Linked DNA regions of Homo sapiens: all the other regions are linked to region 1. Evidence: chromatin loops called from intact Hi-C (ENCODE). Cell type or tissue: PC-3. All regions are shown on one strand. Each heading gives the region's core, and the rest is flanking DNA. Links, peaks and the distances in the headings are about the cores only.

The links. Hi-C counts contacts between places; a loop is a spot of excess contacts. Peaks named below come from ENCODE experiments on the same cell type or tissue, not always from the same donor. Only the 100,000 strongest peaks of a DNase experiment are listed, where the experiment ranks them.
Region 2: it touches region 1 in a loop (3-fold over the local background); 1 of 110 quality-filtered maps calls a loop at or near these places.
Region 3: it touches region 1 in a loop (9-fold over the local background); 1 of 110 quality-filtered maps calls a loop at or near these places.

Annotation. Positions count from the first base shown.
Region 1 is chr5:133,661,652-133,667,019 of GRCh38, reverse strand. It overlaps a transcript of FSTL4 not described here. Among named protein-coding and RNA genes, the nearest start is that of FSTL4, 52 kb to the right of the region's middle. In PC-3, for the core only: no CTCF peak of the experiment used is centred there; DNase peaks (open chromatin) are centred at 2,399 and 4,199; H3K27ac peaks cover 3,895 bases.
Region 2 is chr5:133,752,391-133,757,758 of GRCh38, reverse strand. It overlaps a transcript of FSTL4 not described here. Among named protein-coding and RNA genes, the nearest start is that of FSTL4, 140 kb to the right of the region's middle. In PC-3, for the core only: CTCF peaks have their summits at 2,829 and 3,029 (motif pointing left); a DNase peak (open chromatin) is centred at 3,698; H3K27ac peaks cover 1,296 bases.
Region 3 is chr5:133,714,535-133,719,902 of GRCh38, reverse strand. It overlaps a transcript of FSTL4 not described here. Among named protein-coding and RNA genes, the nearest start is that of FSTL4, 100 kb to the right of the region's middle. In PC-3, for the core only: no CTCF peak of the experiment used is centred there; a DNase peak (open chromatin) is centred at 3,182; H3K27ac peaks cover 2,986 bases.

The DNA.
Region 1 (5,368 bases), core at 279-5,278:
ATAGGCAGTTGGTTACATGAGCCTGGAACTCAGGGGTGGAAATAGAAATTTGGGGATCATCATCATTTTGATGGTGTTTATAGCCAGGAGACTAGACTAAAATATAATTCAGATACCAGGGAAATAATGATCCTTTAAAAATACAACTGTGGCAATGTTTTCAGAAAGTAAAAGACAACACTTAAGAAACCTTTTTCAACATGGGAACAACCTTCTTAATTTCTATTCAGTTTCATTGTCCAATTAAATATTTTGATTCTGAATAAGAGAGAAAAAAGTTTTAACTGTCAGGAAAGGGAAGTTAACATGGAATTGCTTTTTCAGAGTGGAGAACACCTCAGAAACTATATCGCACGAGCAGGTTCTTGTGTGCATTCATGAAAGAGGAAAACGGTGTTAAAGCCACCAGGGTTCTGGAAACAGACTTTTTTTTTTTTTTTAAACAGAGAACAGTTGAGAAAAAGCTTTAACGTTTTAAATATCCTTTAACCATGGATATTTATTTCTGTGAACTGATTTACATATAATTAGAATACCTGCAGTTTCTAAGGGCAAAATATGTCCTTATTCCAAACTACAGAAATACAACGTTGGAGGCTTTTCAGGGAATAGGGAACAATAAAATGGGAGAAAAGTATCAGAATTCAATTTCTTTTATAATTCACCAATATTTTCAAGGCTTCCAAATAGATTTTTTTAAAGTAACTATGGGGTGGTAGTTCCATATTTGCCATCAATTTTCTAATTAAAACAGGATTTGGAAAAGAAAAAAAGTGCTTCGCTCACTGAAATGATTCTTTACATTGAAGATATTATAACATGAGTTCCATAGTAGTATAATATAATATCTGAGCAGCTTGGCAGGTTCGTGTGCAGATGAGATTCTGCTGGGTCTTAGCAGCTATTCCTTTGGTGATTATCCTTTTTTTTTTTTTAAATTGGCAAGTGATAGGATATGTGGACACTGCCACTCTTGACTTTCCTGAAGGGGACTTTAATCGGGGTTAAGCCAGTGAGGTCAGGGCCTAGGGACAGTACTGCAGCTGAGCTGCCAATCCCCAGTGGCCCAGGTATGTGATGCTCCGGACTCTGCAGTGGCCCAGCTTGCAGGCTTCAAACAGAGGTGCTCCCCAGGACCAGCCTTTGAGCAAGGGCTGCGTAGAGACAGGCCTGGGCTCTCTTGCTCCGCATTTTTTCTGATGGTTAGGTGCTTTCAGATTTAGAATACAGAGGAGGGGGAAGAGACCCTCAGCCCCCTCTGTTATGTACCCCTATGTCAGCCAGATGTTCCCAGGTTCAGCACATTTAACCCTTGCCTTTGCTTCTAGAATAGGCTTTCTGGGATGTGCAGCCTCCTTCTTCTCCAGGCACAGAAGTGAAGGCTGCTTTCTCAGTCCAGCATACACACCTGAACAAACCTTGATGCCAGTAGCCACCAGGGTGACAGGTCAAGGCAATATCTGGGTGCTGAGAAAGTTATTCTTAGGGGCAAGCACCGTGGCAGAGGCATGTCGGGCTTAGAATATCTGGGTGCTCCCTTACTTCTGTGTTACTCTTGCAGTTAGGATCTGGCCAGTAGGCTGTGAGGAAAAGCAATGGGTGTTAACATCCAGGCCCAGGCATTTAAAACTCCGTAGAGTTATTTATCCTCCTTCTTGTTCTTTCTATAACAAGATGGAAGAGGACCGAATTGATTCCTGGTCACCATGGAACATGGCCTGACCAAATCTCATTGAAACCTGATGAGAATAAGAAATAAGCTTGTGCTGGGTCAAGCCACTGAGGTTTAGGAATTTAGGTGTTACTGCAGCATGGCAGAGTCTATCCTAAATACTGCAATTCTTTTTTCAAAGTCCCACTCATACTTTTGGGGGTCTTAGTCGTTGGTGTGGTTTGGGCCCAAGAAGGCATATGCTTCAGAGAAGGAGCCTCATACTGCTTCATTTGGGGCCATTATAACCCTATGCTCATGGACAATTTTCTGAGCAGTGGCCACCAAATGCGTGTTGGAGTCAACTTCTTAGCTCCGGCTGGGTAGGTGCATGGAAATGCTGATATGGTTCTATTTTTCATAATTTGCATGAAATTAAATTGATTTCATATCCTAATCAAGGAGACATGATCTTCAATAGAAAGAACCACATTCCACATAAAATCATGTATACTGAGTCATTTTTCATCTATGTTTGAAGTGATTCATGATGCTCTAAGCTAGTAAAACAACTTGCTGAAATAAAATGATCCATCTAAGCAAATAAAACCCCTGACAGAGTTACTGTATGGCATTTTCTAGGGAGCTATAACTATGATAGCTAGTTCATTGAGAACTAAGTAGAAAACCCAAACACTGACAAAGCTGCAAAGGACAGATGAATCATCATTGGAGAGTCTGGGCCAGGAAGCACAGTGGGGTCATAAAATATATGGACTTGCAGGGTGAGAGGATGCTGAGTGGGCAGCCAGGCTGGCTTCTTGCCTCAGGCATGCCAGAGCTATCATTCATTTGGAGTCAGGTGTTTACAGAGCTTTGCTTCTGACTCACCTCGTGCCAGCCTCCCTTGGGGAAGATGAGCAGTAAAAGCGATGTTCCTCTCATCAAGAGGCCTATAGATCTTCTGTGGTGGGGTGAGATTCGTTTTGGGACACTATAAACCACTGAAGAGTTAATGTGCCTAGGAAATTCTACTGGAATTTTTTTTAAAAAAAAAAGAATCAGCAGGCTATGCTGCGCCATGTTTCCAGATCAGGGTCTGCCGCCCACAGCATCCTCACTGTTGGTGTCATCCTCTTAGAGTAGAATGGGTCCCTTGAATGGGTCCCCTGATTGCCTCCTTGACACGTGATCATTTGATCTGTGTTCGAATATTTCCAGTGTCTGGAAACCTATTACCTGTCAAAGAAGGCCTACTGGATAATTCTTTGTGTTGAGTTGAAACCTGCTTTCATGTAGCTGCGGCCTGCAGATAATCAGCGTGCCCCCACACTCATACAGTACAAGCCCACTTGGTCTCCCATTCAACAGCTCTTTGGACATTTGCTCATAGCATTCAGGGTACATCCCCCCACCCATATACACAGGGCTCCCCACACTGGCTCTCCAGGCTGAGTCTCTCACAGAAGCACTGGAAGATTCCCTAGAGAGGCTTCCAGACCCCTCACCTCCCGGATGGCCTCCCTGGCTTGTTCAAGTTGTCAAAGGCCCTGGTCTGAGGACCCCGCAGCTTACATTTCCCCTGGCTGCCATGTTGCCTCAAGGCACAGCACCAGCCCAGAGCCCATGGGGGAGCACTTCTGGCTTGAAAAGCCTCCTTGCTCAAACTTCTCTATCCTACAGTGAAGTCACTGGAAAGATCCCCTTTTGAATCTCACTCCTACATCATTCAACTCTAGCAGAAAGGCATGTCATGACAATGAGACCACGTGTGCAGCAATTGAACGCCCCTTTCCTCATGCTGTCAGTAATGTAGATGAGGCACGTGAAGAGGCACGTGTTAGCACTTCTATTCTCAAACAAAAACACTCATCAGTTAACCAATGGCTGTTCTCTTGGTCCCATGAAAAGTTATTGGTGAAGAAAGGCTCATTGATATCTTTTTTAAAAATTTATTTTAAAATAACCAAAAGCTCACAAAAAATTGCAAGAACAGGATGTAGAGTTAGTTCCCTTCATGAAACCTCCCCCAGTGGCAGTATCTTACACAACTATAATACCTTGTCTAAACCAGTGTCTAAACTGTGCGTGGGACAGTACTTCAACTCAGTGAAAGACCTTATTTGGATTTCACCAGTTTTGATATGTATTCGTGTGTGTGTGTGTAGTTCTATGATACTTTACTACATGTGTAGATTCAAGTAACCATCACCGCAATTACAGACTGTTCAGTCACCAAAGAAATGGTCTCACATTACCCCTAATAATCAAATCTTTTCCCAACTCTAATCCCTGGCAACCACTGATCTGTTCTTTACTACTATAATTTTGTCACTTTGAGGATGCTAGAGTGTTGGAATTGTACAATATGTAAGCTTTTGAGACTGCCTTTTTTTTTAACTCAGGGTAATGCTCATGGGAATCTTTTGCATATGTGTACTCTTGATCTTAAATTATTGGATGGCGTTAAATTTTAGACTTGAGCAATGTGACAAAGCCTCTCCAAGGCACATGGTTAAATGAGTAAACCTTTGGCTTAGGATGGAAGAGTGACTCACAGCCCCACAGCCAGTACCTGAAGAGGTGGCAGCCTGAGCCACGTTGAGCCAGGTGACCCTACAGGAGCGTTCACAGTAAGCACAGCCCTGGGGAGCTCCCAGGGGCTCTGGAACTGTGAATGGGACACACCTGACTCTCTGCCGTCCTCTTCTAATGATTCTGTGATTTCAAACACTAAAGTTTTTCATGGCCTGAAGATTTCAGTGTTTCCAAAAGGCAGGAATAAAAATCAAGGGTAATTAAACTTGTCAAACCATAGATTTTTTTTAGGAAAACATTTTGGCAGGGACAACAGGCTGTCACGTTCCCTCCTCCCTCCACGGTGTATGCCTTCATAGGGGGTCTGTATGCTAGGGTTGTCTGATCTGGAGAAAAGCTGTACAAATTCCAATTGCATTCCAACTTTGGTAAACTCAGAAGTGATTAGCTACAGAGTGAAAATATCCACTGTAATTTGGCAAATATTAATGGCACTGCAGAGCATTTCAACTGTAAATGGAAAAGTAAAATATGTAAAAATTGAGGATTAGATAGAAAAGAAAGCTGCTCATGTTTTAGGAATGGAAATGATTATTTAGTGAGCTTATCTATTTATAGCATTGCCACTATATAGGGAGTTTGGATTTTTTTAAAGCCTTTTTAGAAATCTGGAAAGTTTAATGAAATATAAATTTTCTAAAACAATCCTCAAGAAGTAAAAATGTACTGGCTATAGTTCAGCTAGTTTATTGTAAAGTTTAAGCAAAGTAAAACTCAAACTTGATTCTATTTTTAAATATAATCAAGCATATATGTATGGTTGGATTCTGGTAATAAAATTGTTTTTTAATTGAATGCCTACTTTGTGCATATGCTTCTCTGATAGGAATCCAACAAATATCTGTTGAATACACGATGAGTGACTAAATAAATGAATAAGGACAAGTTAATAAAAATGTGACCAGATGCCTTAGATTCTTAAATTAAACCAATTAAGGACAACACAGAAGTTTGTAAAGAATCTGTTGTAATGCCCTCACTTAATTACAGAGTTATCTTTATAAACAAGAGCTTTGTTTATTGTTTAAACCAATTCTAAGAAATGATTATGAGATACTGTAGATTGGGTATTATACATCCATTGGAAACCACTTTTCATACTTTTCCATGCTTTGATTA
Region 2 (5,368 bases), core at 73-5,072, 91 kb before region 1:
TGAATCAACTAGAAGAGCCTCGGGTGTCTTTGTCTGAGGTCTTCACTGCCTCGCATTCCAAGCTCTGTGTTCCCAGCTCCTTCTACTCACTCCTCTGAGAGAAGTTCAGGGCACCCTAGATTGTTCTCCCCACCATGCCGAGTGCTCCATGAGGGTGGGGCTGCTGGAATCAGTTAACTCAGCAAACATGTAGCATGACGCCAAATCCATCTTTTCCTGTTTTCTTAGCATTTAGCTAAGGCTTCCGAGGTGGATAACAAAATTTCAGCTGCCAAGTATCCCACATTCTAAAGCAAGCGGTTAGACCTGTGCTGTCTAGTATTGTAGCCACCAATCACCACGTGCTATTGAGCACTGAAATACAGCTGGTTCAAACTGAGATGCACTGCAGGCATAAAATACACTCTGGATTTTGAAGACTTAGTATGGAAAAAAAGTAAAATATTCATTGATAAATGTTTATATTGATTATACACTGAAATGACAACATCTTAGATATACTGAGATAAAAAAATTATTAAAATTATTTTTACCTTTTTATTCTTTAATGTGGTTACTAGAAAATATGAAGTTACATATGAAGCTCACTGGATTAGACCATTTGTGCAGGATTTGTGCAGGACCATTTGTGCAGGTTAGACCATTTGTGCAGGATTTTGCTAAATGGGAGGGGCCTGGCAATTCTAGAGTCTCTGGGGGCGAATTGCCCAGGATTCTTGTAAGCATGGCGAGCCAGATATGGCTCTCACTGAAAGAGAAGAGTTAGATGGGGGCCACTTGAGAGGGGCTTCACATGAGACCATTGTCTGGGGCGGGGTGAGCTGACTCCTGTGTACATGGTAGATTCCCAGAAACTGGTTACTGAGGGGGTTCTGAAGTGGGCAGCTGGAGGAGGCATTATCCATGCCAGAGGACTGCAAGAGAGAGACCCTCCCACTACAACCCCCCAGGGATGGTGAAAGATCTGTTAGAAAAAAACCTCACCACAATGCCTATAGAAGAAATGCTCCGGATATAGCACCTGCTATGTCCAGACAGCACCAATGACAAATCACAACTCTACCCTCCCTGCCTCTATCCCGCACCCTCCTCCCCCACCTCCATGCCGGAGGGCCAGGTGCACTCAGTGGGTGTGAGAAGAAGTGAAGACCAAGGTGGGGTATGCAGAAGCCCCTGACAACCCCTCTTCCCGTGGTGGGCTGGAACTGGGGGAAGGAAACCTTAAACTGGTGGAATTTAGAGCTTTAAAACTCTGACCAAAAGGCTATGCACTTATTACCCTATGATCCTTCTCAACTAGCAGCCAGATTGAACCCCTTAATATGTGGGTCAAATCAGGTCCCTCTTCTGCTTGGAATCCCCAGTGGCTTTTCTGCCACACAGAGTAAAAGCCACAGTCCTATGATGGCACGGCTCCATGTGAACTGGACCTGCAGACCCCTTCTGCATCTTCTGCTACTGTCCCCTCCACCTCACTCCTGCCACCCAGGTTCCCTGGTGTCCTGGCACATCCCATCCCAGGACATTGTGCCTGCTCTTCCTCCTGCCCGAAATGCCTTGCCTGAGGTGTCTGTGCATCTCCCTTCCTCTCCTCCTAGAGTCTCCTCCCAAACACCACTTTCTCAGCCTGACTAAAATTATAAGCCCGCTCTTGCCAGCTGCCTCCTCCCTACTTAACATGCTCTGCACTGTATTGCTTACTGCCTGTGTATTCCACTAGAATGTAAGCTCTGTGAAGGCAAGAAGTTTGTTTCTGTTGTGTTGCATTTTGCTTCTTGTTTTGTTCATTGTGTGTTGCTGCAACCTGGGACATAGTAGGCATTCAGTAATATTTGTGAAATGGATAAATGACAGTGACCAAACAGCTGTGAAATTTGCCAGAGATTTTCTCCCTGGGAAGAGAAGATGGGCTGAACACAGTTTGATGAAGAGAGACAGTTGTGAGAAAGAACAGGGTTGTTTTATGCTTATACCCGCCAGGTGCTCCCCTTGGAGTCCAAAGCATTGTGGAAGGTGAGTCTCAGCTCCCAGTGCTAAGAAACAGTCCTCCTGTAAAGCAGAGAGCTGGCTATGATCTACATGGAGAAGGGTGCTTTGGGTAGTGATGCTGGGGCTGGATTTTGAAGATGCAAGTAGAAGCCCATCAGGCAGAAAAAGGGGAGTGCACATTTATGCCAAGATTTGAGGTATGCTGAAATGTGGGTGAGGTCTAGAGTATGTGTGAGAGGTGGTGGGCAGGGGGAGGAGAGGATGTGAGGGTCTGATGGAAGAGGTGCTTGAGTTTTACTGCTTTGGGTTTAGGGCCATTTCTGAGCCAAGAGAGCTGGTGGAGGAAGGATAATGGTGGTATCCTGTCTATAGCAGGTGGAGGGGCAGGTTCATTGCTGCTTTTATTGTCCCGGGACCAGCTCTTGGTCATCAGAATGTTTAGAGAGAATAAAAATGATATTTCCAGGCAACTGGGACAGAGTGAGAGTGCTATCCTGGGTGTAGGTTGATAACAGCTCACAGCTGCATCCCTTTCTAGGAATTGCCCTTGGCCAAAAGGAACTGCATTGCCCAAGGGGTCATGGAAACTTAGAAAGAAATGGTTGCCAGAAGGAGGGAGTGATGGGTAGAGAAGGAAATCTGAGAGTTTCCATGGAGTTGGCAACGAAGAGGTCATTGGTGACTTTGGCAGGAGGAGCCTATGAGGAAGGGTGAGGTCTGGCTTGCAGGGGGATGGAGGCCATGTGGGAGGCAATGAGGAGGAGGAGCAAGAGCTGGGTCTTGAAGGAAGGGTGGGAAGTGGGGTATGGGAAGACCTGCCAGACAGAGGGGATAATGTACACGAAGGAACCCAGGCTAAAATAATCCAGTTTGACTTCAGGGTGTGGGGGAAGGTGGGAGGGATGGCTGGAAAGGTGGATGGTGTCCAGGAATGTCTGTCTTAAACGGTAGGCTCTAGAGTTAGAGCAGAATCAACATGTTGTCTTCACACGTCTGAGCTCCACTGGGCTCAGGATACTGCCCTCTAGTGAGCACTGGGCATTTTGTCCCCAGAGCGTGGACCTGACAGGTATTTTGACCATGGTCTCTTGGGCTTGGTGTTTATGAATGCAGACATAGTGGGTTTTCTGAGGTGAGCCTCATTAAACTAGTTTAATTCCTTCATCAGTTTTCTATCCTGTCTAGTAAACTTATTTGTAATACTAATTTTACTAAAATTATTTCAAAGAATTTAATTCTGTTTTGTGTAAACTATACAGGGAGGATTGAATACATCTATCAAACTATCCATTATAACTTCTGCCATTGTGAATTTTTGTGTGGCCATTGTTTCTTTCAAATCCAATTTACGTGGACAAATATTTGCAGATCTAAATTTTATTAGGACATTTTGATCTTTTTATATATATATATCTTTTAGCTCTAACAAAGTGTGCAGTGTGGAATTTTAATCATTGTCAGTTCTATTTCATAGCAATTATACCTTCTAATAAACTTCATTATGACTAGGATAAAAATTGATAGTTTGTATTTATTTTCTTCACTAACTTATTACAAAATGAAGACTAGGCTCCCTGAGGTGGTTCCGGTTTGCTCTCTTGTCTAGAGTTGGATGATTGAATTGTAAGTCAAATTCTCTTGTCTGACTCTGATTACTTTGTATGCTGTGTATAAGTTGTCTCCACTGTTGGCGGAACATGGGGCTGGGATATCCTCAGGGCACGAATGGTACAGCAGAGCTTCCTGCCTGGGTTCCCCACTATTAGTCATTATGCTAACACTCACAGCCATTTTCTTATTGCAATCTCCTTTTTTATCCTATTTTATAGAGGCTGAAACTGCAGCTTAGAGAAGTTAAGGGGCATAACTGGGACTTGAACCTAGGCTTATCTGCATTTAAAGTCCATAGTTTAAACACTGGGCTGCACTATGGTTCACTGTATTGGTGTGCCCAGACAGCCACTCACTACCTGATGCTATGCAGGAATGGGGAGAGTTGGTTATGGTCACAGAATGTCTGGGCCAGACCTTCCCTGCCACTACACACACACACACACACACACACACACACACACACACACACACAGAACAAATGTGGACCCACAAAGGCCCAGGGGAGAGAAGGGATAAGTCCAGGCAGGGTCAAATAGTTATTGAGTGGTACAGCTGGCTGGAACCATGTGTCCAGTCCCCTGGCCAGCCCCTAGTGAGAGTTACCACCTGGCTTAGCTCAGTTTCCCATATAAGTGTCTGTGAATCTTCTCCAGCTCATCGAGTGGCCAATTTGATGGGGGAACCAGGCAATGTGAGCCACCTGAGATTAGGGACTCCTGGGTCCCACCCTCCCTTATTTCAGAGGAGTTGGGAGAACAAGCATCAGTGATGAGGGCTGTTAAGTCACTGAGTAGAAGTAACCATGCCTGCCAGTGGACACATGCCCATCTGGGGCTTTTGTGACTCTCAGCAGGGTCCAATTTTCATTTTCTGGTTATAAGGAGCCAAAAGAACCCTCCAGATCTCATTTCCCTGTTTGCAAGATGCAGAGCAGGGAGCAGAGGAGAAGGCTGCCCCTTCAGTTTGTGGGCCTGGGAGCAAGTCTGGTTTGCCTTTATTGTGAATAATGCATACAGGTAACTTTGGTCTTGACCACAAAAAGACTTTTTCTTTTTGTTGTTATAACATATTTACATTTTCTGATTATATAAGGGTAGCTGGTTCATTGTGGTGTAGTTTTCTTTTAAAGGGGTTATTTCATAACAACCATTATACTTAGAATCAAAATAGTATGAGAATCACAAAGAGGTCTTGTTTTTTCTTTTCTTTCTTGAAAATCCACATTCACATGAAGAAAGAAAGTGTGGGGCTCAGAGCGCAAGAAAATAACTGCAACTTGACCTCATTAGAAGGGGAGAGAGCTGGTCGACCAGTAACAGGCTGTGGTAGCTTTTCTCTGTGTGAGATTCTGGGGTGTCTGTGCTGGCAGCACTGACCCTTGACCCCCCTGCCCCCTATGACCCCTGCACAGTGACAAATGATCACTGTTATATAGGCAGTGGAAGAGGACTTTCAGAATTCCACATCTCAGTTATTTTCCACGAATGCTAGGAAAGGAAGCCCTTTAATTTAATTTAATTTAATTTAATTTTATTTTATTTTATTTGAGACAGAGCCTCGCTCTGTCGCCTAGGCTGGAGTACAGTGGCGCAATCTTAGATCACTGCAACCTCTGCCTCCCGGGTTCAAGTGATTCTCAGCCTCCCAAGTGGCTGAGATTACAGGCACCCGCCACCACAACTGGCTAGCTTTTGTATTTTTAGTAGAGACGGGGTTTCACCATGTTGGCCAGGCTGGTCTCAAACTCCTGACCTTATGAGAGGGG
Region 3 (5,368 bases), core at 73-5,072, 53 kb before region 1:
CAGAAGACTTGACTCCAATCTTATCCTGTATTTCCAAAGCTCATGAATACTGCCATCTTCAATTTAAATGTAATATAGGACATGGGAGCTTTATAAAAATAACTGAAAATTGGCATACTACTTTTCTTTTTCAGAGTATTAAGATATAGTATTAATGCCTATATTTATAAATAAGGAACTATTTCATTGCTAATATAATCAAATGGACTTTTTTTTTTTTTTTTTTTTTTAGATGGAGTTTTGCTCCTGTTGCCCAGGCTGGAGTGCAATGGCGTGATCTTGGCTCACCGCAGCCTCTGTCTCCCGGGTTCAAGCAATTCTCCTGCCTCAGCCTCTTGAGTAGCTGGGATTACAGGCATGTGCCACTACGCCTGGCTAATTTTTTTTGTATTTTTAGTAGAGATGGGGTTTCCCCATGGTGGTTAGTCTGGTTTCGAACTCCCGACCTCAGGTGATCCACCTGCCTTGGCCTCCCAAAGTGCTGGGATTGCAGGTGTGAGCCATCGCGCCTGGCCTCAAATGGACTTTTATAATGTATTATTATTGGCCATAGCAGACTGTAGACCCCTTAAAGATTTATTTTTCTATATATTTAATATTCTGTGTACAGTTCAAGTAAGAACTCATTTAAATAATTTTAAGGGATCCTTTACAGAATCACTGAAACTTTTTACTTCAAATGTGTGTACTAAGCATGTAATTTAGCAGCTTTTTCTTAAGTCCAACTCTTAGCAGTGTCAGATTGGATTTGTAAGTAAGAATAATTACTACTCTGACTTGTAAATGTAGCCAAAGCATAAGAGATATTCAAAAACAGAAGATTACTTTCACTATATGTATAAAACCAAAAATTCAAAAGTGAAGCAGTCATCCAGGTTTTCCCCCCAAAATATTTTTATATCTATCATAAAGTTAAATGACTTATTTTGGATTACATTTTATTTATATATTTTGAACTAATATAGCTTGTAGAATATATGTTGCTTATTCTTTACATTTAGCAATTAAAAAGAACTAAAACTGAACAGCAAATAGCTTATTGGTATGTACATGGTTTCAATGGCAGTAATACATTTACTTGAATAGGAGGTAATAATCAAGTCACAAGAGTAAATGCTTGCTAATTATGTGAAAATCTGTGGCCGTTAGGGCTGTCACATAGAAATCCAAAATCACTCAGAGGCCAAATCTGTAAAATCAAAATGTGGTTGAAGACAATTAATAAAAATGATGTTATGACATCATCATATTTCCCTTTCTCTATTTCCTTTTTCCCTCTTCTCCCTGTCAGGTAATTAAATGCTTTCTTTGTCAATCAAGAATAAAATTTTCTACGTCAAAATAAGACATTAGAAAATAAACTTGCATGAGTATATGTATTTAAACTCTAAAGTTTGGAACATTCAGACATTATACAATAAATTACATGTGTGTAGTGTGTGAAGACCTATGCATGAGTAAAAATAAAGCCACAAGGAGAGACCACTACATACTCTTTAGAGTAGCTACAATGAAAAGAATACTGGCTAAGCGCAGTGTCTCATGCCTGTAATCCCAGCATTTTGGGAGGCCGAGGCAGGCGGATCACGAGATCAGGAGTTTGAGACCACCCTGGCCAACATAGTGAAACCTTGTCTCTACTAAAAATGTCAAAAATTGGCTGGGCATGGTGGCACACACCACTCGGGAGGCTGAGGCAAGAGAATCGCTTGAACCCGGGAGGCGGAGGTTGTAGTGAGCCAAGATTGTGCCACTGCACTCCAGCCTGGGTGACAGAGTGAGACTCCATCTCAAAAAAAAAAACCAAAAACCAAAAAACAAACAAACAAACAAACTAAATATTGGAGAGGATATGGAGCAACTGGAATTCTCATACCTTGTTGGTGAGAATGTACAATGATATGTCCACTTTGTAAAACAGTTGGGCAGTTTCTTATAAAGTTAAAAATACACATCAATTTCACTTCTAGGTATTTACCCAAGTGAAATGAACACATGTTTACCCTAAAAGGTATGCATGAAAGTTCATAGCAGCTTTATTCATAGTTAAAAACTGGCAACAATCCTAATGTCCATGCACAGATAAATGAATAGACAGTATGGTGTATCTGCATGATGCAGTACTACTCAGCAATAAAAAGGAATGAACTACTGATAGATGTAATGACATGGACGACACTTAAAAACATTATGCTGAATGAAAGAAGCTAGACATAAAAGAATAGGCACTGTAATGTTTTATTTATCTGAACCTCTGGGAAAGACAAATCTAATCTATGGCCACAGAAAGCAGATTATTGTTTGCCCTGGGGTTGGTGGGATTGACTGGGATGGGGCACTAAGGAACGTTTGGCTGTGATGGAGACTTTCTATATTTTGATTGCAGTTGCTGGTTACTCGAGAGTGGAAATTTATCAAAATGCATCAACATTATGCTTAAAATATGTGCATTTTACTCCATGTAAATTACACCCAAATAAAGAACTTCTAAAAAACAAAATAGTACCAATCAAATTTAAAACAATCAGCATATTTCTGCCATCCTAATGAAATACTAGTATTGTCCTGGAGAAAACAAATGTTGTTCTCACAGGCCTCTTTTGAAGTTCTAAAATTAGGACCCTATAAGGAGTATAAGGGCTCTTTTTATTGCTGCATAGTATTCCATCATATGGATATACCAGTTTGCTTATCCACTCAACTGTTGGAATTTTAACTGTTCAAACTAGTTAAAAGTCAGAAATAGTCAATTCCTATTTGGATTGCTTCTAACGTTTAACTAGTTTGAATAGTTGTCTGTGATGATAAACCCCCAGATTTTTGCTCTGTGATGGGAGTCAGAAGAAACTATTTACAGGCCAGAGAGGTGCAGCCTGATGGGTCATTCTGGCTCAGGACAGACTCCTGATTTTTAGGAACCAGATAAGGGATTTGCCAAAAGTCCAACTGGCCATTGGCCAAGGGACAAATACTTGGACTGAATGAAATACTGGGTTGGAGGCTATTATTCCAATTCAGTAATTTAAGAAATGTTGTGTCTAAAGTTTCCCTTTTCTAAAAATGGAATTTGTTTCTGTGATTCATAAAAGCTAATATTTGGGAATGATTTCCATTTAACTATAAGAGACTATTGTTTTGCTCACTCCTGTGTTCCCGATGCCTAATGTACCTGGCACACAGTGGGCTCTTAAATATTTTTTGAATGATTGTATAAATTTATGACGTCAGAATTCAAGTAATGAATATGGTTTTTCCAATGTATTAGTCAAGATAAAATAAGTTATACCACAGTGACAAGCACCCTCCAAATCTCCATGTGATTAAATGACAAAAGTTAATATCTTTTACACAGAAGTAGTTCCGTGGTCCTGCCTGACTGCAGGGAAGCTTAAAACACAGTTTAACATGTTCCCAGTTAAGGAGGGGTATGAAATGAAATTTGGCAAACACATAGCATTATTTCTGCCATGTTAAGTCTTGAACAGGTTAAGTTTATATAAGAATATATATATATATATTCTTATATAAACTTATATAAACTGATGAGGCACATCTCTGCTGATGGCCTGTGGTTTTGAGAAAATAAGCCTGCATGAATGAACACTACTCTTCCTGATGGTCTACATCAGATTCTAAGCTCACTTGTCCTTCTGTACTTTTGCTTGTGCAGTTTCTTCCATCTGGAATACCTTCCATTTTCTTGCTGGATGAGCTAAAAATTGGATCCATTCTTAGACACTCAGTCAAGTGTTACTTCTTCCAACGATTCTTCCATGGTACATGGCCTGATTAACTGCACTTACATTTGGACATTTTAACAGCATTTGAACCAGTACTTGCTTATCGATGACCACATGATTTCTAGCAGTGCTGCACATCTAAGAATTCTTTCTTGAACTCTTAAGGAGCCGGCATGGTGCTTTCTTCTGCTCCTTCACTCAGCCGAGGACTAAGCACAATGAGGATACTCAATAAATGTGTGTTTTCAATAAGCATTGGTTGAACAAGCCAGGGCCTGGGAAGTACCCACTCTGTGGAGCTGAGTGGGGAAAGCAAAGCAGCCCAGGTTTAGCAGGTGTGGGCTGCATGAGAGTCTCCTTCCTATTCTTCGCAGTGTTTGGGATTTCGCAAGGCATTCCACGATGTGAAGTAGGGTGTGCATTTACTTACCTATTACACAGCTCCCAGTCCTCATTGAGCAAAATCAAACAGGGGAGTCCTGAAAAATAAAGAGTCCTGTGGGCTGTGGCTGCTTGTCCTTTGAGAAGTTTAAGAGCTCTGGCCCAGGTCCCTTCATTACCAGCCTAAGTAAAGTTAATCTGCCCTCTTTCCCCTAAGTCTATGCTGAAGCATAATGAACAAAAGGCTTAATCACTATGGTATCAAGATATGCCTTTCTGTCTGTGCAAATGTTCTTGGGTTTGTAATGTGAACATGATGCACTCATTTGGAGCCATTGTTCTCTCTAAATGAGAAAATGCAAATGAAGCACTCAGGGTACCATGCCATAACTCACTGCATAAAATTCTTGACATCAACATGAAGCTACTTAGCATAATTTTCCTGTTAATAAACTGCCAATTTAGTCATTTAGGTTTCAGCTTCTAAAGACTGCAACAGCATCAAGCTGGATATTTTTTCTCCCTGTATATGTGTGAGTTTATTATTTTGATGTTTATATTAAAACATAGGAAATTGGAGTTTATGCAATTATTTGGAGATCTTCTATCCTAATTTGTTTGCTTTCATAATTTAGGGAATCTGCTCATTTGAAAGACAACACAAGTTTTCAGAGCATTTTCTTCAGTTCAGGACAAAATTTTCATATTTAAATGACTGAGGAATATTTTGAAGATTTGACTGAGTAATGTCTATGCCGAAGGTGGCTGAACCAGGAAGCCAAGACTGCCCTGATCCCATGGAGAGATCCTGAAGAGATGAGGAAACTCAAGGGCGTAAGGGATGTCTGGGGGACCCAGCTGGTGCATAAGTCTCATTTCTGGAGCTCACTGTCTTCCTGGCTGAGATCCAGCCACACCAGCCTCCTTGCCGGTTATTAGCCTCTTCATTCAAGGAATATCCATTGTTGCCCACTGTGTGTCAATCATGAAATGACGCTGGGGTAACACATATCCCAGTGGAGGAGACAGGCATGACTTAATTAATCACAGGACCACACTTCCACGCAGAGCAGGGGAGGCATATGGTGTTCTGGGAGAGTAAAGGATCTGACTCAGTTCCTACCTTCAAGAGCCCACAGTCAAGATTTACTCACTCATCACAGCTTGGCAGAAGTTTTACGAAGCTTAGATTATCTGCCAAGATTTTTCAATTCTCCAGGTTGTTGTGAAGTGAAGACGCAGCAAAG